Regions from separate parts of the Homo sapiens genome. Here all the other regions are linked to region 1. A link is a contact called in ENCODE Hi-C or POLR2A ChIA-PET data. All regions are on one chromosome and are shown on one strand. The core of a region is the stretch at or near the end of the contact, and the rest is flanking DNA. Distances in the headings are between cores, read along the strand shown.

Evidence for each region. A loop is a pair of places that touch in the nucleus more often than their neighbours do. ChIA-PET counts read pairs that join two places held with the same protein, here RNA polymerase II (POLR2A). Pooled maps may share reads with other maps.
Region 2: a pooled map shows a loop between it and region 1 (6-fold over the local background). The contact joins the promoter of CHID1 here to the promoter of LSP1 in region 1. A Hi-C loop is called at or near these places in 6 of 37 single-sample maps with no recorded cell type and 7 of 50 pooled maps.
Region 3: a loop to region 1 is called in a map with no recorded cell type, with 40 times the contacts of the local background. The contact joins the enhancer-like site here to the promoter of LSP1 in region 1. A Hi-C loop is called at or near these places in 5 of 37 single-sample maps with no recorded cell type and 3 of 50 pooled maps.
Region 4: a pooled map shows a loop between it and region 1 (8-fold over the local background). The contact joins the promoter of KCNQ1OT1 here to the promoter of LSP1 in region 1. A Hi-C loop is called at or near these places in 2 of 37 single-sample maps with no recorded cell type and 5 of 50 pooled maps. POLR2A ChIA-PET finds 5 or more read pairs at or near these places in 1 of 52 experiments (WTC11).
Region 5: a loop to region 1 is called in a pooled map, with 20 times the contacts of the local background. The contact joins the promoter of TOLLIP here to the promoter of LSP1 in region 1. A Hi-C loop is called at or near these places in 4 of 37 single-sample maps with no recorded cell type and 7 of 50 pooled maps.

Annotation. Positions count from the first base shown.
Region 1 is chr11:1,851,834-1,855,668 of GRCh38, reverse strand. It overlaps LSP1 (lymphocyte specific protein 1), which reads right to left and starts at 2,585. Exons shown (of 11, transcript NM_002339.3): 1 at 2,472-2,585. The coding sequence starts at 2,524. RefSeq lists enhancers at 214-643, 2,494-2,813, 3,805-3,835.
Region 2 is chr11:908,745-912,579 of GRCh38, reverse strand. CHID1 (chitinase domain containing 1) reads left to right here and starts at 1,770. Exons shown (of 13, transcript NM_023947.4): 1 at 1,770-1,805. RefSeq lists a silencer at 1,248-2,087.
Region 3 is chr11:994,198-998,032 of GRCh38, reverse strand. It overlaps AP2A2 (adaptor related protein complex 2 subunit alpha 2), which reads right to left. Exons shown (of 22, transcript NM_012305.4): 14 at 3,788-3,835. Among named protein-coding and RNA genes, the nearest start is that of MUC6, 41 kb to the left of the region's middle. RefSeq lists an enhancer at 3,225-3,749. Within about 2 kb of position 1,797, at least 2 of the 41 ENCODE cell types and tissues checked have a DNase peak (open chromatin) inside an H3K27ac peak, as active enhancers do.
Region 4 is chr11:2,698,016-2,701,850 of GRCh38, reverse strand. It overlaps KCNQ1OT1 (KCNQ1 opposite strand/antisense transcript 1), which reads left to right and starts at 1,857. Exons shown (of 1, transcript NR_002728.4): 1 at 1,857-3,835. All of the region lies in intron 11 of KCNQ1 (potassium voltage-gated channel subfamily Q member 1), which reads right to left. RefSeq lists silencers at 1,374-1,443, 1,454-1,723 and an enhancer at 417-1,656.
Region 5 is chr11:1,307,493-1,311,327 of GRCh38, reverse strand. TOLLIP (toll interacting protein) reads left to right here and starts at 1,696. Exons shown (of 6, transcript NM_019009.4): 1 at 1,696-1,862. The coding sequence starts at 1,830. TOLLIP-DT (TOLLIP divergent transcript) reads right to left here and starts at 1,620. Exons shown (of 1, transcript NR_029409.1): 1 at 621-1,620. RefSeq lists silencers at 1-5, 1,531-2,240 and an enhancer at 539-1,300.

The sequences.
Region 1 (3,835 bases), core at 1,336-3,835:
TGGCTGGTAGCCGAAGCGGAGCCTGGACCCCGCCCAGGGTCAGGGGACCTTCTTTGGCCTGAGGCCTCGTGGGAGAGGACAGTCCTGTCCTGGGGGCATCTGAGAGACCACATCATGGAGGGGTGGTTCTGAGGAATCTGGCCCCGTCCCGGGCAGTCTGAGGGGAGGGGCCACATCATGCGACAGTCTGAGGGGCTGGACCCACTTGTCCAGCTGGAGGGGCTTGGCCTGCCCTGGACCTAGTGTTGAGGGCATGTCCTGAGACCGTCACAGGCTGGCGTACCTGGCACTCTGTGACATGCACGGGGGGCTGTCTTGTCCACTGCTCCAGCCCCAGCTGAGCCTGCCCAGCCTGGGCCTTCCTGGGGACTCCCGTGTGGGGGCTTCCCAGGCCATACATCCCTGCCTGGGTGCAGGGGACTTCTGTCCCATCCTAGACAGGAAACTCCCCGGTTCCCTTAGTCACCTTGTGAAATGAGAAGCCTACCCCACTGGGGCTCTCAGTTTCATTCTGAAAGGTCAGGCTTGGCTGCGCACCCCATGCAATTCGCGGGGGCAGGGGATGTCCAAGGAGGGGGTCCAGGCTTTGCAGAGCCCAGGAGAACCGCCGCTCTCCAGCTGGAGCGCCTGACAGCCCCGGCACAGGTGCAGCCCTGGCCTCCCAGGATCTGCACCAAGATGCCCCAGGATCATCTGTGCCTTGGCCATGCCCGCTCCAACCCCCCCTCCCCGCTCCTGGCCCGGGGGATCCAGGGCATTTGAGACAGCTGGGAGGGGGTGGCCAAGGATGAGGCCAAGGAGGAAGGCGGGGGTGCCCCAGCCCAGAGGCTCATGTCCTGCCCTTCTATGGGCATGAGGTGACCAGGAGCAGCACCTAGTCCAGGGCTGGGGGTGGTGCTGACAGGAGGGCCCGTTTTGCAGCTGGGACACAGCTGTTGTGCACCCAGAAGCCTGTCTCCCTGCACACGGCCTGGGCAGGGCATCCTCCCACCTCTCCCTGGGGACAGGCACGGACGTCCCGACCCAGCCCTCAGCCAGCCCCGGCCTCTGCTTAGCCTCCACTCCACTCACGGCACTCGGGGTCCCTTCAGTGGCCCCCCGCACCTGTACCCAAGTGGGATTTGGCAGCAAGAAGTCAGAGATGCAGACCCCTCACACATACCAGACCCACAGCAATGTGACGGCCACCAAGGACACAGACACAGGACAGTGACTGCAGCCACCAACAGCACAGGAGCTTTGTGTGAAGGCCGGGAGGTGGTCCCTGCACCGCCCCGGGTCGGGTAGACCGGGACCCTCTGCTGTCAGCACCAAGGCAGAGACTGGTAGCAGCCCTGGCTGCAGTTTTGGGGTATGTGAGCGTCACCCTGGGCCTCCTCTCAGGTCCGTCCTGTGTGGCTGCGGGCATCACACTCTTTCTGCAACCTGGGCCCCAGCGCCTTCCCTTCCGCACACCAGGCCACAGCCCCCGCTGACCTGCTCCTAGGCCGGCCTCTATCCCCAGCACCGGATCCCCATCCCCTGACCATTAGCACGTCGCCCCTCTGCCCCTCAAAGCCCTACCTGTCCCTGCACCGCACGCCCTGAGCCCTCCCATCTCTTCTGGGACCTGCACCGGGGGCAACTCGGGTTCCCCTGGCGAGGCTCAGCTGTGATGCCTGGATGCCTGCTGGCCGGCAGCTCCCCTCTGCCAGGGAGCCCAGTTACTAAGCCGCTAGCCCTCTCCACCCACCCCAGCACAGGGCTGGATGCCCATTGGTACCACAGAGTACAGCTGCCCGCTAGGAGGCCTTTGGCAGCGGGGTTTTTCTGCCCAGCTCTGGCAGTCCTACACACAACCTCTGCCATGCCCCCTCATGTCCCCACTCCAACCAACACACGGTGCCTGGCACCCAGCACAGGCACCTGCCAGAATCCTTGGCCTTGTCCTTTACCGCAGGTCAAGGGCAGCTTTGGGTGCCCTGCCCTGAGGCCTGCTGGGCCCCAAGCCTGGCGGCCTCCAGACCCTCAAGGCAGGATAGCCCCTCTCAGATAGTCCTGTGGGCAGGTGGCCAGGCCCGGGCCAGTTCCACCCATCCCAGAACAGCTGCTCCCCAGCCCCCACCTTGCCTCTTCCCAAGCTAACAGGGCCCACAGTCCCCAGCTCCTCCCTGGCAGTCCAGGACACGTCTTGGGGTCTCCTCGCTTCAGGCATCCACCATGGGCTTAGGATCCCACGCGCCTCCCCCAGTGAGTCCAGGGCACAGAGGCAGGCGGAAGAGACCTCCACCCTTGTTGTGAGAGGGGGGTCCCAGCAAGACTTCCTGCCACCTGTCTGTGGGTCCCCAGTTTCCCCATCGGACATCCAAGTTCTCCCATTGGGGGCCCCAGATTCCCCATCAGGCACCTCAGTTCTCCACCCTCCATGCAGCTCAAGGACTATGCACCCGTGGACACGGCACAGGGCGCCGGGCGTCGCCGCAGACCCTTACCCCAGCAACTCTTCCCGCTCCTCGGCACCCGGGTCACTCGAAGCCTCCGCCATCAGCCTGTAGTCTGGGCCCCACAGGGTGCTGGCAGATCCCTGGAGTGGGTGTACGTGCTGTGGCTTTCAGTGCTTTCTGGGGCGGCTTCTGAGCCCCCACCCCCAGCCGAGTTTCACTTCCCCCTTCCGGCTGCAGGTTGAGGTTTGGAACCTGTCTCGGCTTGGGTCAGGGTGTTGTTTTTTAATCTGTTGCTACAAGAGGAGAGGAAGAAAAAAAAAAAAACCCAAACCACCCCTCAGGAAGCGTTAAGCAAGTTACAGGGGCCTGGGGTGACAGAGACGGGGTGCGAGGGCCAAGATGGCCGCAGGCAGCTCTTCATGGCTCGGGGAGGGGGACCCATGTTACCCCTGGTCCCCGCTAGTAGCTCTGGCCATCAGGTCCACCTGTGAGTGGCCAGTTCTCCTGCAGCATCAGGGACAAACACGTCTGTGATCCCATAAGCACCACGTGAGCGTTTTAGCTTCTTTGGGTGAAATCTACCCAGAGGCCGGCTCTCCTACAGGTGCTCATGGAACTTGGTGGAGTCTTTTCTCGAAGCCTGGGGTCATAGCCTTGAGCACATCAAACAGCTGTGGGTCCCAGGTGGCTTTGGGGGCTGTGCCCGGGATGCCCCTGCGTTCTACCCGTCGGGTGCCTTGTTCTGTCTTGGACTGCCTTGCTGATGCCGAGCTGTCGGGCATCCGCCTCGTCCCCCCGCTGCCCCTTGCTCTCCGTGCTCTGGTCGCTGGAGTTGACCACCGAGTGGTTCGTGTCCCCAGGCTCTAAAGGCAGTGCCTCAGGGACCCTCCCAAGAGGCATAGGCCAGCCCGAGGGGAGGGATGGAGGCTGTTTCCAGCCCTCACTGTCCCCAGCTTCTGGGAGTGACCACGCAGTGGCTCCAGGGTCAGGAGGAGGGATGCATGACTGCAGGAGCCAGACCCCAAAAGCTGAGGCAGGGGAGGACTTAAGCTGGGCCAGAGTAGGGCAGCCACAGAGGTGGCGAAGGCTTCCCTGCTGGAAACCTCAGCGCAGGAGAATGGGAGAAGGGAGCCCTGGCCAGCGGCTGGGCCTGAGAAATCCAACCAGCAAGGACTTACAGGGGGTCCCAAGGCAAAGAGGGGCTGGAGAGAGGCCAGGGGTTGGGAGGGCCCTGGGCCCAGAGTGTTGACCCATCAGGGTGGGGCCGAACCGGAGGCCGCCTCCTTGGGACTCAGCGAGCCCCCCACCCACCAAACACACCACAAAGACCAGCAGAGGCTTTCAGAGCCCCACGAGTGGAGGCACCAGAGGGATCCGTGGCCCAGACGATGGGCAGGGCTAAAACCAGATCA
Region 2 (3,835 bases), core at 521-3,020, 940 kb after region 1:
AGCCACCGCGCCCAGCCAAGAAGTCAGTTTTCAATGCAGGTACACGGGGCCCATTGGCACAAACTATGCAGATTGGGAAGCGGACCGCTTTGTGCTGGCAACTGACAAGACTCCCCCAGGAACCCGGCCGTTGGGAGCTCTGCAGAGGGGCCTGGCTCTGGGCTTCCTATCCTCCCATCTGCGGGCCCCATCTGCTCTTGAGGTCTGTAGTTCTGGCCCAGAGTGAACCCTAAGTAGATTCTGCAATTCTTTTTTTTGTTTTTTTGAGACCGAGTCTTACTTTATCACCCAGGCTGGAGTGCAGTGTGATCTCTGCTCACTGCAACTTCAGCCTCCCAGGTTCAAGTAATTCTCCTGCCCCAGCCTCCCCAGGAGCTGGGATTACAGGCATGCGCCACCACGCCTAATTTCTGTATTTTTAGTAGAGACAGGGTTCCACCATGTTGGCCAGGCTGGTGTCGAACGCCTGACCTCAAGTGATCTACCCGCCTTGGCCTCCCAAAGTGCTAGGATTAAAGGCGGCGGCTGCCCGATCGATTCTGCAATTCTTTAGCGCCAAAGACCTCTGACCTCAATGAGATCCTAAAATGGCTAAGTGCCTTTCCTAAGAGAAGTTGGATGTTGCCATGGCCTCCTTAGCATTGGGAGGACTGCGCATATGTCCCTGAGGACACCTGCCATAGCTTACTGGGACCCTCTCCAGAGCTCTGCCGACTTGAGGTCTTCACCCCCAAAGGTCAGGCTTCAGGCCACCATCCAGGCCGTTTGCTGAGAGCGAGTGCTAAGCTGAGTAAGAGCCCACAGCTGGTGGGGGACGTGCCTCGCACCGCATGCAGCCCCCAGCCCCTTCTAGGAAAGGCGTGGGCGTCAGCTGGCAGAAAATACCGGGAAGGGAAAGAAGGAAACGTGACTAGAAAGAAAGACAAAGCTTAGTTTAAGGAGAAAGCTCCCAAGCAGCAGAAATGGAGAAGCAGCTGTGCAGGGTGTCTTGGAGCCCACGCGCGCCCCGGGAACGGCTGAGCGGGGCAGGGTGGGGCCCGGCCGTGCGGTTTTCTGTAGGAAACTGCGCTGGGAACGGCTAGGGCTGGGGGTGGGGGTCGGACAGCCTGTGCCGCGTAGAATGCGCGGTGACTCAAAAGTGCTGGCCACGCGCTCGTTCATCCAAGCGCGAGGGGCTGAGTTGGGAACTTGGTTTGCCTCCTGGGGCTCCGGCTCGTGCAATGTGCAAGGCGGGGGTGCGGACCGAGAGAGCGCGCGTTTCGGGCAGTCCCCGCTGGAGACAGCGCAGTGGGCGCCATCGGCCTGGGGATGGAGATGGTCCACTCAGGCGGGGGTCGGGGGGACGCCAGGAGTGGTGACTCCGGGTCCCCGGGGGAGCGTGCCGGGGCGGAGCCCACCGCGCGGTTCTCCCGGCACCGCCGAGCCGGGCAGAGGCCCTGGAGCCCAAGGCCCCGCGCGGCCCCACGCCAAGGGCGCCAGGCCTGCCTAAGAGCCGTGGCGCTGGGAACCCGGCTACCCCTGGGCCGGGAACCTGATAACCAGCTCCAGCGCGAGCACCAGGGGCGCTCAAGGTGAACGCGCCGGGCCCGGGGTCCGCCCCCGGCGCGGCCCCGCCCCGGCCCCGGCCCCGGCCCCGGCCCCGACTTTCGGGCAGCCCTGCCCAGTCCCCTGTCCTGGCCCAGCCCCTCTCCATCCCAGCGTGCCGTGCGCGGCGGCGGCGCGCGGGCGCCTGGGGCGGGACTTCCGGCGCGCTGGAGCGTTTTCCGGCCGTGCGTTTGTGGCCGTCCGGCCTCCCTGACATGCAGGTGAGCCCCGCGGCGGCCGGCCCCTGCTCCTCCTCCTTGCACGGCCTCAGTTTCCCTCCCGCAAAGTGGGCGCGCCGGGCAGCGAGGCTCGGCCCCGGGAGGACGGGCGTGGGGTCGCGGGCGACGCCGGGCGGGTGCGTGAGAGAGAGCAAGTGTGTGAGGGGGCGTGTGAGAGGGTGTGAGGACGAGGGTGAGAGAGGGTTGCTATGAGAGCGAGGGTGAGCGAGAGCGGGGGTGGAGGGCGAGTGTGGACGGGGGCGCGTGTCGGGGGGACCGCGAGTGGGAGGTGGAGCGCGTGCGCTGGGGCGAGCAAGCCTGAGAGCTAGGCGCGCTGGGTGGAAGGGGCCTGAGTGCGCAGACAAGGGATGTGGCCGGCGGGTGAGGAGTGTGTGAGCGCGCGGCTCGTGTGGCAGAGTGGTGGCCATCGGGTCCCCAGGACCCCCAGAGGGAGCAGAGGCAGTAGGGCTCCAGGCGGGCTGCCCTCCCAGTGAGGGGCACGCGGTCCCCGTGAAGGGTGGGCGCATCAGACGCGATCCCACCCACCCTTGGTTCAGCCCCAACCCTTGAAGCTTCCATTGCTGACTGTCCAAACTGGAGGGTGACCCGCCCGCCCGTCCGCCTCGACTTCCTGGGCTCTAGTAATCTCTTAGCCTCCTAGCTACTTGGGACTACAGGTGTGCGCCAGCGCACTCAGCTAAGAATTTTTTTTTTTTTTTGAGACAGAGTCTCACGCTGTCACCCAGGCTGGAGTGCAGTGGCGCGATCTCGGTTCACTGCAACCTCCGCTTCTGGGCTTAAGGGATTTTCCTGCCTCAGTCTCCCGAGTTGCTGGGAGTACAGGCGCACACCACTGCACCCAGCTAATTTTTGTATCTTTTTTAGAGACTGGGTTTCATCACGTTGGCCAGGCTGGTCTTGAACTCCTGATGGGGTGATCTGCCCGGCAGAAAAATATTTTTTGTAGAGACCAGGTCTGGCTGTGTTGCCAAAACCAGTCAAAAACTCCTGGCCTCCCAAAGTGCTAGGATCACAGGCCAGAGCCGCCATGCACCAGTTAGTTCTTCAAAACACAACAGAACAGGAGTTGTCAGTGCGTCCATCGCAGAATAGAGTTAGCTCTGATTGGCTGCTGTCGCTCTACACATGTACACACATGCACAACACATGTGCACACATGACATACACGTGTGCTGGGCTGTGACGTAAAGTGCATTTCTTACTGCTGGTCTCCATGAAAAGCATTGGAAAGCCCCTGCTGTGACTCCCATCATTTCCATCAACACCACCGAGGAGGTCCTGGACCTACGGACTGGGAGCGCAGGAAAGTGGGAGCAGTAGCGCTCCACCTTATCTTGTTACAGAGCGGTTTCTGGGACCCCTTTGGGTGACCAGGGTCGGGGCCTGTGCCTCTTCATAACACAACACATTCCCTTTGTGTGCGGGGCCGTTCTGCCCAAGGGAAGGTCATTGGCATTTGGGGAAGAAACGGTTTGATGCAGGAACACAGTGTGTGTGAACCTGGGAGTCTGTGTTATGTGAAGAGCATGATGGAGAGTGTCCTCACGGGCCTCAGAGCCGAGCGGCCGGTGAGCAGTGGGGAGCGGGAGAGGTACCAAAGCCCAGACAAGGGCCTGGTTGCAGTGTGAGCACCCCTCACACATCACACACACCATCTCCCTGGGGCAGTTGTCTGGAAAGTTCCATGGCAAGTCAAAGAAGCAGCCCAGCATTTGTGAGCAGCCTGTATCCAAGCACTCCATCACAGAGCGGGCAAGTTAAGCGCGAGTGGACAGAGGCAGTACCCTGGCCTTGTGTTCAGTTAGGTTCTCCTAGTGTCCCCTCTGCTGGACACATGCTGGCAGGACTGTCTTCCTCTTCCACCCTTTCCTCTTCCTTCCCTGAAGTGTGAAATCACAGGTTGGGGGGCAGGGAGGTCATAGGCAGAGGGGCCACTAGGTGGGTGGACAGTGGCCCTGTTTCAAATCTGCAGGACGGCAGGTAGGGGCAGAGACCCAGCCCTATAGTGGTTG
Region 3 (3,835 bases), core at 548-3,047, 860 kb after region 1:
CCATGGCCATGCACCTGCAGCCCAAATGGAGACAGTTTCTCCTCTGCATCTCATCACAGATGTTACCCTGGTTCCTGCACTGATTCAAATACATCTATGGCTTTTATTTTATTTTATTTTATTTTTTTGAGACCGAGTCTCACTCTGTTACCCAGGCTGGAGTGCAGTGGTGCAATCTCAGCTCACTGCAACCTCCGCCTTCTGGGTTCAAGCAATTCTCCTGCCTCAGCTTCCCGAGCAGCTGGGATTACAGGCACACACCACCACACCTGGCTAATTTTTGTATTTTTAGAAGAGACGGGGTTTCACCATGTTGGCCAGGCTGGTCTCAAACTCCTGACCTCAAGTGATCCGCCCACCTCAGCCTCCCAAAGCGCTGGGATTACAGGTGTGAGCCACCATGCCCAGCCATCTATGGCTTTTAACTGCTTTCTAAAGTAGGAAAGCCCTTTGCCCTAGTAAAGGCATTTGTACCTGAAACGTTACCACAGATTGTAACAGCGAGGCCAGATGCAAGGCCCCAGGACAGTAGGGTCCTAACACCCACTTCAGGTTCTTCATCTTCCTTATCCTCTCAGGCCTGGGAGACCCTCCTCAGGGAGCAGGCCTGGCTCCTGGGCCACACCAGTTCACCTCCTCCCTCCAATAGCAGGACAACTTGAGGGGTGAAGGTTTTGCCTACAAGGGCCCCAGGCTCCTGCATGTGAAGCCAGGCAGCCTCTGATCCCCACACCCCTGTGCTCCCCAGCACACCCGGGGACACGCACACCACAGCCTCCCCCAAGGAGCTGTGTGCAGAAAGAGGATGCTCGGAAGAAGTAAAATGTCCTGGCCTCATCTATGATGTTAAATAAAAGACATTTTGGCCAATGTGACACCAAGATAAAGCCACTGTCTCTCGTGGGAAAGGCACATGTGCTGATGCCACCCTGAGGCCCCTTCACGGCCCATACAGAAGACCCTGAGCAAGAAAACTTCGCCAGGAGTGTCTCCCCATAGGGAGGGGCCTCTCACTGGGGCTCCCGTGAGCAATGGGAACAGATTGGAAAGCACAGGATAGCAATGACACCCACACACCATAGCTCTCGGTCAGAACAGAGGGGCCCACACACCACAGCTCTCGGTCAGGACGGAGGCGCCCACACACCACAGCTCTCAGTCAGGACGGAGGTGCCCACACACCACAGCTCTCAGCTCAGAACAGAGCTGCGTGCCTCGGCCACAGACACCTCCCTAAGGAACCCACCCGCCAGGCACCACTGACCATCAGGAGTGAAGCCACACTCAGAAAATCCACTGAATGAGCCCTGAAGGGGGAACTCCCTCCAAGAAGGCACCTTACAGAAATGCTGAACCTCACTGGACCCTCATCCTCCTTTTCAGAGGGCAGCACACTGCTCTCACTCCCAGGGTCCAGAAGCTTCCATCTGATCCCTAAGCCACACAGTCAAGGCCAGGCCCTCCAAAGTCCACCCTGAGCCTAGCCGGACAAACCTGGGTGTGATCAAAGGCCTGGGGTATGGGCACACCTCACTTCTCAGGACCCACATTAAAAAGAAACATCAAATAAGAACCAAAGAGAGACTGAAGACAATCCTACAGCCCCTTTCCATGCTCCCTCAGCGAGTTCCTCTTAACGTCAAAGCAGCTGGAGGGGAGCGAGAGCACCTGGTGCCTTCCCAGCTTCCAACAGGCAATCCCAGGTTTCCGTGGAAGACTTCACAGTGCCCTTGCTGAAAGCCGGCCTCCAGGAATCCCTGCACACCAGCCTCCCCTGGATCACGTCATCCTGCCCTCGCCTCCTCACCCAACTGGGGCCGCGTCCTCCTCTCTGCAGGGCGGAGCCGCTGCCGGCCCAGCACCCACGGGAAGGCCCCTGCTCCGGCAGCTCACAGACAAATCTCCACAAGCAAGTTTCTGCCTCCAGAAACCTATGTCAAGATGTCCAAAGGAGAGGGAGAGATGGATTAGAGGAGTGACAGAGGCCTGCTGCACTAGGCGCCTGGCTAGTGACGTCCCACGGGAGGAGACAGGGTCAAAAGCAGGTCACCAGCTCTACAGAGCACATGAGAAACATAAGCATGAAGGTGCTCAGGCGTGAAGGGAAGACGCCCACCTTGGGAGAAAGAGTCACATCTTTCATTCATTTCATTCACTCCAGGATGAGCTCACAGGCAATTCAAGCCTCCAGATGGCGGGCACAGCAGCGTGCCACAAACAACACAGAGAGAGGGCACGGGGGGACAGGGGCTGCACAGAGGACACTAGGTGGAGGGAGGGGAGAGGGAGGAAGAGGGGGAGGGAAGACTGCTCATTGAGATGTCAGGCTCAGCCTGGATACCAGCCCCATGGCAGGCCCTGCACTGTCGGCCAGAGGGGCAGGACACATGGTCAGCCGGGGCACATAAGCAGGTCCCCGCCAAGGAGTGCCAGGACTCCGACATGAGCACCCTCCCAACCAGCACACTGCCAGGGCAGGCACCACCACAGGAGCTCACCCCACAAAGCCCTGCCGATACTGGGTAGCAGCACTGGTTGCCACCACTGGACCTGCGTCCTGGAGAGACAGGTCCTCTAACTGGACAAACAGAAAGCCCGCCTGACCCCGACAGGAGCCCTCCCTGACAGTGCAGAGGGGAACAGCTGGCAAGCAGAGCCAAGCAAAAACGCAACTCTCAAAACGACACTTCTCACCTGACAAATACCACAGGACACATTCTGTTACAGGATTATTCTCATCGCATCACACATACAAGGAAAACCAGACCTAACCCAACTCACTACATAAAACCTCGAAGAGCAGGGCAGGACAGGTCCTCTCTAAATCAACAAAGCATGTGAGGACAGCTGCCTGGGTGAGGCAGTCCTGTAGGAGAGGGGACGGCCACTTCCCCTAAAACAAGGCACCACAGAGGATGTGTGAGCTGAGCTGGACAAGACGACGGTCTGAAGGAAGTGCCTTGCCCAGCAGGCACAGTGGCCCCCGGGAGAGGACAGCGGGGTGTGCAGCAGGGACAGTGGCCCCCGGGACAGGCCAGAGGGGCGTCCAGCAGGGACAGTGGCCCCCGGGACAAGCCAGCGGGGTGTGCAGCAGGGACAGTGGCCCCCAGGACAGGCCAGGGGGGCGTCCAGCAGGGACAGTGGCCCCCGGGACAGGCCAGCAGGGTGTGCAGCAGGGACAGTGGCCCCCGGGACAGGCCAGGGGGGCGTCCAGCAGGGACAGTGGCCCCCGGGACAGGCCAGCAGGGTGTGCAGCAGGGACAGTGGCCCCCGGGACAGGCCAGGGGGGCGTCCAGCAGGGACAGTGGCCCCCGGGACAGGACAACGGGGCGTCCAGCAGGGACAGTGGCCCCCGGGACAGGCCAGGGGGGCATCCAGCAGGGACAGTGGCCCCCGGGACAGGCCAGCAGGGTGTGCAGCAGGGACAGTGGCCCCCGGGACAGGACAACGGGGCGTCCAGCAGGGACAGTGGCCCCCGGGACAGGCCAGGGGGGCGTCCAGCAGGGACAGTGGCCCCCGGGACAGACAGCGGGGCGTCCAGCAGGGACAGTGGCCCCCGGGACAGGACAGCGTGGCGTCCAGCAGGGACAGTGGCCCCCAGGACAGGACAGCAGCGTGTCCAGCAGGGACAGTGGCCCCCAGGACAGGACAGCGGGGTGTCCAGAGCCACAGCCAGAGCCTGGGTTCTCAGTACATGCTCCTCCCTGACAGGCAAATGCTCTGCTGGTCCCAAGTCTTGGGGGTGAGGCCCTGACAGGTCTGGGTGCACAGTAGGTGAGGGACCCACCACGGCGCTGGTACTGGCTGGGGCAGGCTCAGGACCCCCGTTCACGTC
Region 4 (3,835 bases), core at 608-3,107, 850 kb before region 1:
TGCAGAGTCCAGGCCAGGGTCAGGACTCCAGCCCTGCCCTGCTCTTTTTGGTCAGGGGCAGAGAATAATAGTGGTCACTGAGTGGGAGTTGTGATCCTTTGGATGTCAAGAGAGAGGCTGGGCACAGAGGAAGCAGGCAGACAGGCAGCTGATAATCTGTCCTGAGGAGGCAGGAAGGTGGGAAAGCCACTTGGGAGCTGAAGTTCCAAGCTCCATTTTCCCCTCAGACTTCACTTCTAAAACACAAGTTCAAAGATAGTAACTATCAAGAATTTCAAGACAGTGACATTATAGCGTGAAACCCTGAGTCTGGGGTGCACCTGAGCACTGGCTCTGAGTGATGGCACTGGTTGCACAGCTGCCTCTCGGACAGGCAGATGACAAAAACTTCCCAGCTAGATAGTGAGGGTGGACTGCGCCCTCTGATCAGACACATGAACTCCCTGGGCCAGTGCGAAGGGACAGGCGCCCAGGGGATGTGTCACTTGTGCCCAGATTGCCTGTGGGCTGAGCAGGAGGCAGGGAGTGGACTCATCTGGGCGTCGTTGCTGAAGGCCTGAAAGGAATCACTTGCTGCCTGAAAAAATGACACCATTTTCTCTTTCTCTTCTGGGCTGAAGAACAACAAAACCCCCAACCCGGTCACCCTTGGAGAGAGATTCCTGGCTCTCCCGTAGACGTATATTTTCGGCAGAGGCAGTGAAGATGAATGGCCTCCTTGCGTGCCTTGGTGGGGGGACGGCTGGCTCGCTTGGCTGGCTCCAGCCTCCCCCTTCCTCCTGTGTTTGAGGTCAACCCTGGGTTGGGGTTGTAACAACTTTCGAGAACATACCCAGAGTCCTGCATTCCAACACTGTTTTTGCAGTCCACATGGAAGGGCCAAACGGCCCCCAGCCTTGCCAGGGAAGCCTCAGGGTGTGAACTTCTAGAGGGGGCTTTTGTGACCCAGGCTTTTGTCCCCGGAGTTTATGGCAATGCTTGGCATTCAGAAGGCGCGCGCCAGCGGCGCGGAGGGGACGGACAAGGGGAGGGGCCGGCAGACGCGGTCAAGTGTCACGCCCGGATGGGGGATGGGAGGTGGGCAGGGCGGGCCCGGCCGGGCGCTGGCAGGCGCGGGGCGCCCTCGGCGCTGCCCTTTGCCAGGTGGGTGGCCTGGCATGTCCCGGCCACCCCTGCCACTCACCCCCTGAGGTCCCAAGTCCTCAGGGGTGAGCGGCAGACACGGGTGTTCCAGGCACAGCAGTGGGGGCTTCAGAACATCCCGATCCCCTGCATGGACCCGCTGGGAGGGGGGAAAACGCCTCCCGCACCCGGTGCCACGGCGGTGGAGACCTTGCCCGGGTTCGAGGGTCGCTGCAGCGGCGCCGGCGGAGGGGCTGGTCTCGGGCGTGGCCTGGACGCCCACAGGCCTCCACACCGAGGGCCCACAGCAGTGTCGGGGTGCGGCCGCTGTCCTCACGCGGTCACCCCGGGGTGGTGAACACATCACGCAGAGAACTGGCCCGTGTCTCCAGCTCACCCCGGCGATGCCAACGCTGAGGCTGGCGCTGGCCCCGGCCCCCGGTGGTGCTCAGGGACGACGGGTGGGGGCAGGGAGGGCGGCGGCTCGCGCCACCTCACACCCAGCCAGTGCCTCATGCGGCGCTGGACCCGCTGGGCCAATCTGAGCCCGGGTGGCATCAAAACGAGACTCTTTCGGCCAATGACAGGACACGGCACATCACTTTCCGCACCCAGCCAATCCGTGCAGCAGCCCGCCGCAAGCCTTCCCCTGCTGCCGCCCAATCAGCAGGTGGGGGGCGGTCGCCACGTCGGCAGCGGCGGGGGCAGTCGGAGCGCTGCCGCAGTCTCCAGGCAGAACGGTCGCCGCGTCGCCTCAGCACGGACCTCCAGGGAGCTCCTCAGCAAGATCCTGCCAGGGCGCCCCTCAGCGCGATTCTGCCGGGGTGCCTCTCAGCGTGGTCCTCCCCGGGGCTCCTCAGCACGATTCTCCCGGTGCGCCCCTCAGCGCGGTCCTCCTCGGTGCGTCAGTCATCGTGGTTCTCCCCGGCGCGCCCCTCGGCGCGGTTCTCCTCGGGGCTCCTCAGCGCGGCGCTCTTCTGGGGGCTCCTCGGCGCAGTTCTCCCCGGGGACTCCTCGGCGCCGTTCTCCTCGGGGCACCCGGGGCTTTTCGGCGCGGTTCTCCCCGGGGGTTCTTCGGCGCGGTTGTCCCCGGGGGTTCTTCGGCGCGGTTCTCTCCGGGGGCCTCTCGCCGCGGTTCTGTTCTCCCCGGGGGCTCCTCAGCATGGTTCTCCTCCGCGCGGTCCTCCCTGGGCCTCCTCAGCGCGGCACTCTCCTGGGGGCTCCTCAGCGCGGCACTCTCCCCGGGGGCTCCTCAGCGCGGCACTCTCCCGGCGGCTCCTCAGTGCGGTTCTCCCAGACTCTCCTCAGCGCGGCCCTCCCCATCTCTCTGGGAGGGTTTGAACACGGTCAGCACGGACCTGGGCGGACGGCGCGGGACGGGTGATCACTGGCGTTGCTGAGGTGAGCTGTGTGCCCCGCGGCCGTCCCAGATCACAGGCGTCAGCAGTGCAGCCTGGCCTGGGCAGTGCGCTCCCATCTGCACCTTATGGACAGCGTGGCCAGGGTCGAGGTCCGAGTTCCTGGCCGCGTCCCAAGGATCGGATTCCGGGTCTATAGTTCTCATGGTGGTTCAGAGTGGGCTGAATTGGGATTGGAGTCTGGAATCCGCATCGTGGTTCTGAGTCCGCGCTATTGGGATGGAAGTTGGGAATCCATGTTGTGGTTTTGAGTCAAAGCCCGAATTGGGACCGGAGTCGGAAATCCACTTAGTGGTTCTGAGTCAGGGCCCGAATTAGGATCGGAGGTGGGAATCCCCGTTGTGGTTCTGAGTTAGGTATCCTAGTTGGGATCAGAATTCGGGTCTAGGGTCCACATCCTGGCTGGGAGTTTGCCTGAGTTGGGATCTGAGTAGTTGGGGTCCCAGTCAGTCCGGGTCTGGAGTCCGCATGGTGGTTTTAGGTAGGGCCTCATTAGGGACAGAGGATCGGGAGTCTGAGTTGGGGACCTGAATCCCGGTCTGGAGTCTGCATCATGGCTCTGAGTTGAGATCCAAGGGAGGTCCGAGTTGGCGACTGGAGTCAGGGTCTGGAGTCTGTCTTTGGGTAGAGGTTCTGAATGGGGGGCTCTGAGTTAAGAGATTGGGATTGGGGTTAGAGGTCTCAGTGGGGTATGGGAGTCAGGAATTGAAGTCGAAGTTCTGCCTCTAGGTGGGGATTCTGAGTCAGGAATTAGGGGGCGAAGTAAAGGTTGCAGTCTGAGTTGGGGGTGGTGATCACCTGCCAGGTGAGAGGTAGTGGTAGAAGTCTCTTGGTCATATTGGAGATGAGAGTTGATCAGATGCAGGTCTCAGTCTGGGTAGTAGGCTTGAAGGGCCACCACTATGTTCAGATCCCAGTACCCCACTGTGGTCCCTGAGCAGGTCAAATAGCCTTTTATATAAAATTGAGAGTAAGAGTGCCTTCCCACAGCACTGTTCTGGTTATGAAAGAGAATAATTCATCCAGGTAGAATAGTTCTGTCTTAGATTATCACAAAGTATAAAAACTTTCCTGATAATATCCACATTTGATGTGCATTTACCAGTTCTTTCTTTACTGTGGTGCCCCTTTTGCTAGACCAAAAGCTCCCAACGAGGAACTCTGTTTTGTTTTCTGCTGCCTGCTCTGTACCCAGCCAAGAGCCTGATACACAGCCTTACTCAGTCAGTACTTGAAGGAAAGCAGGCAGGCAGGATTAACCAGATTTCTATGGTGTCTCAAATGATCCATTTCTG
Region 5 (3,835 bases), core at 447-2,946, 540 kb after region 1:
AGGAGGGGTTTGTCTAGTGCTTCTCAGTAGCTTTGCATGCTTCTTCATGCATTGCATGCAACATTCACATTTTAAATCTCTACCCCTAGGTGTGATTTTTAGCGTGAAAATGAGGAAGGGGTAACAATAGTTGAAGTATAAGTCTAACTGCACATGTGGGGCCCGGGGAAGTCCCTAGGCCCCCAAAGCAGGAACTTGTGGTTAATAGCTTCTTGGGTCTTGTGCTGTGGATTGGCTGGATGTTAAGCTACAACTTGAGGAAGGGGCTTTCGTTCTTTTTCTCTACACCCCATCAAAACAGGCAAGCGGCCAGGCTGCCGGTTTTAAAAGGAGAGACTGGTAACCGAGACCCAAAGATGTGGTCTTTGGGATAAGAGGAAAGTGAGAGCACATGGTGTCCTGGATGGGGAGTGAAGAAAGCATGTGTAGCAAGAATGACTATCGATTTTGCTGTAGTTCCCGGAGGACGAGGACTGAGAACTGACCACTAACAATATAGAGATCACTGACAAAGAGTTTTTAGTGGAGTGGTTGTGTTACCGGAAAAGGGTCCTGATCCAGACCCCAAAAGAGGATTCGTGGATCTTGTGGAAGAAAGAATTCCAGGCCAGTCCACAGAGTAAAGTGAAAGCAAGTTTATTAAGGCAGTGAAGGAATAAAAGAATGGCTACTCCATAGAGCAGGGTGTTCCCAAAAGCACGAGGAGGAAGGCGTCCACCTGGGTACGCTTGTTTATATGTAAGATAAAAGCCAAAAAACATCACGGGGGAGACGTGCTGTACTACCTGGGCTCGTCAAAGGATTGCCAATCTTTGCATAACGCCTGTCCTCCGCAAGCATCTGTATCATTATCTTTAAAGCGAAACTTCAACTAAGAATGCTTCTTGTTCTTAAGATACCCGGACATCGGGACCTAAGTTCCGGGTCTGCTGCGTAAAAGTTTATTAACCTGTTCCCGTGACCGTAAACGCCCGACTCCTGGGGATGCAGCCAGCGGGGTTCAGCCTCAGTTTACCCAGCGCTGTTCGAGCTGGAGTCGCTCTGGTTGGAGCGCCTGACCGCGAGGGCCGAGGTCAGGCCGGACTGGGGTTCTCCGGAGCGAGCAGGAGAGGAGCGGGGCTCCTGCGGAGCGGCGCGGCGGGGAGGCCGAGGGCAGGGCGGGCTCGAGCTCGGGCTCTTCTGGCAGCGCCTCCATCCCCGTTCCGTTCACCCGGCAGCCGCCCCGTGGAGGAACCGCGCCCCATCTTTAGCCCTGTGAAACAGAAAGGCCCTTCCTCCGGCAGGCAGCTGAGGGAAAGATCGCCCTGCAGGGGATGTCGGGCCTGTCACTGCTTTGTTGCGGGCCACAGTTCCCTCCCTTCTCCGAGCGGGTCGCACGTCCGAAGGTCACCCCCGCCAGGTGGCTAGGCCCTGTCGCCACTCGACAGAGGACCGAGGAGGAACCAACCCACTGCCCAGACTGCAGCGCCGCCACGCTAGGGCCCGCGCCGACAACCGTCATGACTGGGCATGCGCAAACGGCCCCGCCGGGAGCCATTTCGCCGGGCTGCAGGGCTCGAGGAGAGAGCAGGTGCGCAGGCGCCGGGCGAGAGGCTGCGCCTGCCCTACCCTGGAGCGCGCGTGCGCGCGAGAGCCGGAAGGGGCGGTGCCTGGCGCGGCGCCTGCGCAGTGGGGCGGTGCCGGGGGCGGGGCGCGGCGGCTGTCAGCTGACTGTGGCGGCGGCGGCCTCGAGGTGACAACTGTCTCCGTCGCAGGCTCCGGCGGGGGCGCAGGAGGTCGCCCGGCGCGTCACTGTCGGGTCGGCGAGCCACGGGGGCCGCCGCAGCACCATGGCGACCACCGTCAGCACTCAGCGCGGGCCGGTGAGGCAGCCGGGCGAGGGTCGGGCGGGGGCGGTGACCTGCGGTTGCGGGCGGGGCCTTGGGTCAGGGCTACTGCTCAGCTGCGGCTGGCGGGCCGACTCCGCGGCTCTCCCGGGGCACGCGGGGCGCCTGGCCGGCCGGAGGGGAGCGGCGGCGTCCACACCTCGGGGCGGGGCGGGCCGGACGGACGCGCCCACGCTGCAGGAGGCTTGAGCTCACCGCCGTGCCGGGGCAGAGCTTTGGGGAGGCAGCCCCGGGGGAGGGGGCCTGCGCCCGTTGTGAGCCCCAGATGGAGGCGGGCCCCGTGCCCCATGGTGCCCCAGAGGGAGGCAGGCCCCGCTCCCCAATGGTCTCCAGATGGAGGAGGGCCCGGTGCCCAGATGGAGGCGGCCCCGAGCTCTGACTCCCGAATGGAGGAGGGCCCCGCACCCTAATGGTCCCCCAGGTGGAGGCGGGCCCTGAACCCTAATGGTCCCCTAGATGGATGCGGGCCCTGCTCCCTGATGGCCCCCCAGGTGGAGGCGGGTCCCGCACCCTGATGGCACCCTAGATGGAGGCGGGCCCCGCACCCTGATGGCCCCCCCAGGTGGAGGCGGGTCCCGCACCCTGATGGCCCCCCAGGTGGAGGCGGGCCTGCACTCTAGTTGGTCCCATAGATGATGGCTGTTTCCTCTTTCTCATTTACACAGAGTGAGGGCAGTGGTGACCACTTCTTGGGCCCAATTGTGTCCCCGGTTAGTGGCCACCGTGCAAAACCTCAGTTTCTTCATTTGCAAATGAGAGGATAGGCGCCAGGAACTTCAGAGAACCTTTCCTGCTCTGAATTCTCTCCTGAGAGTTGCCTGGCAGTTTCTTCTATAGCATTAATATTGCAGGAGAGCTGGTGTAGACTGACTCAGAGATGATGGGCTCCTGGCGTGAGTGGCCTCCTGGCTCACTGTTAGGGCCTTCTTGCATTGCTGTAAAGGAATACCGAGACTGGGTAATTTGTAAGAAAAGAGATTTAATTGGCTCCCGGTTCTGCAGGCTGTACAGGTAGCATGGTGCCGGCATCTGCTCCTGGGGAGGCCTCTGGAAGCTCCCAGTCATGGCGGAAGGCCAAGTGGGAGCTTACACGTCACATGGCGAAAGCAGCAAGAGAGTTGGGGGTGGGGAGGTGCCACACACTGTAATGACCAGATCTTGTGAGAACTCACTATCACCGGGACAGCACCAAGCCACGAGGGATCTGTCCCTGTGACCCACACACCCACCCTGCCAGGCCCCACCTCCAACATTGGGGATCATAATTCAGCGTGAGATTTGGCGGGGACACAGATTCAAACCGTGTCACTCACTGAGGCTGGGCTGGGGCAGGCTGTCGTGAGCGGTACAGTTTTTATCAACAGTGGCTCTGAACATGCCGTGGGTGGAAAAAGTCCTTTTTCACGATGCTCCAAGGTCCCTGCCCTCGCGCAGCCCAGTACTGGACGTGGTGGAGGGGTCACCAGGGCTCCCCACCCTTAACACTGTATCCACAAGTCCTGGTGTTTCTCCCGAGGAGATAATTCTTCAGGTAGAACATTTTTTCTGAGTTTAGAATGAAGCCCCAGGTTTTGGGCATAGCTGCTTTTTCTGAGGACTTTGAAGGAAACCTCCTGACACTTATGAGACTCAGGTGTGGAGCCTACGGGTCGGCAGAGGTCCTGGACGGCCTCTGATGGCAGCGTCTCTACCTCTTCATCTTTACTCCACCACAGTGAGTCCCCGCAAGTTGCCGTGGCAGCCAAGTGCTCCTTTCTGCCTAACAGGAGACTCAGAGCAACAAGGGAACCAGCACCCTGCTGTTGTGTCCTCCTGGAGAGCAGGGGGGCATGGTGGCCAGGCAGGATGGCCCCTTCCTTGCTGTGTGGTCTGGGAGACATCCTCTGCCTCCTGGGAACTTGTTCCTCATCTGGAACCCCACTGGGGTGTAGGACTGATTTTGAATGCAT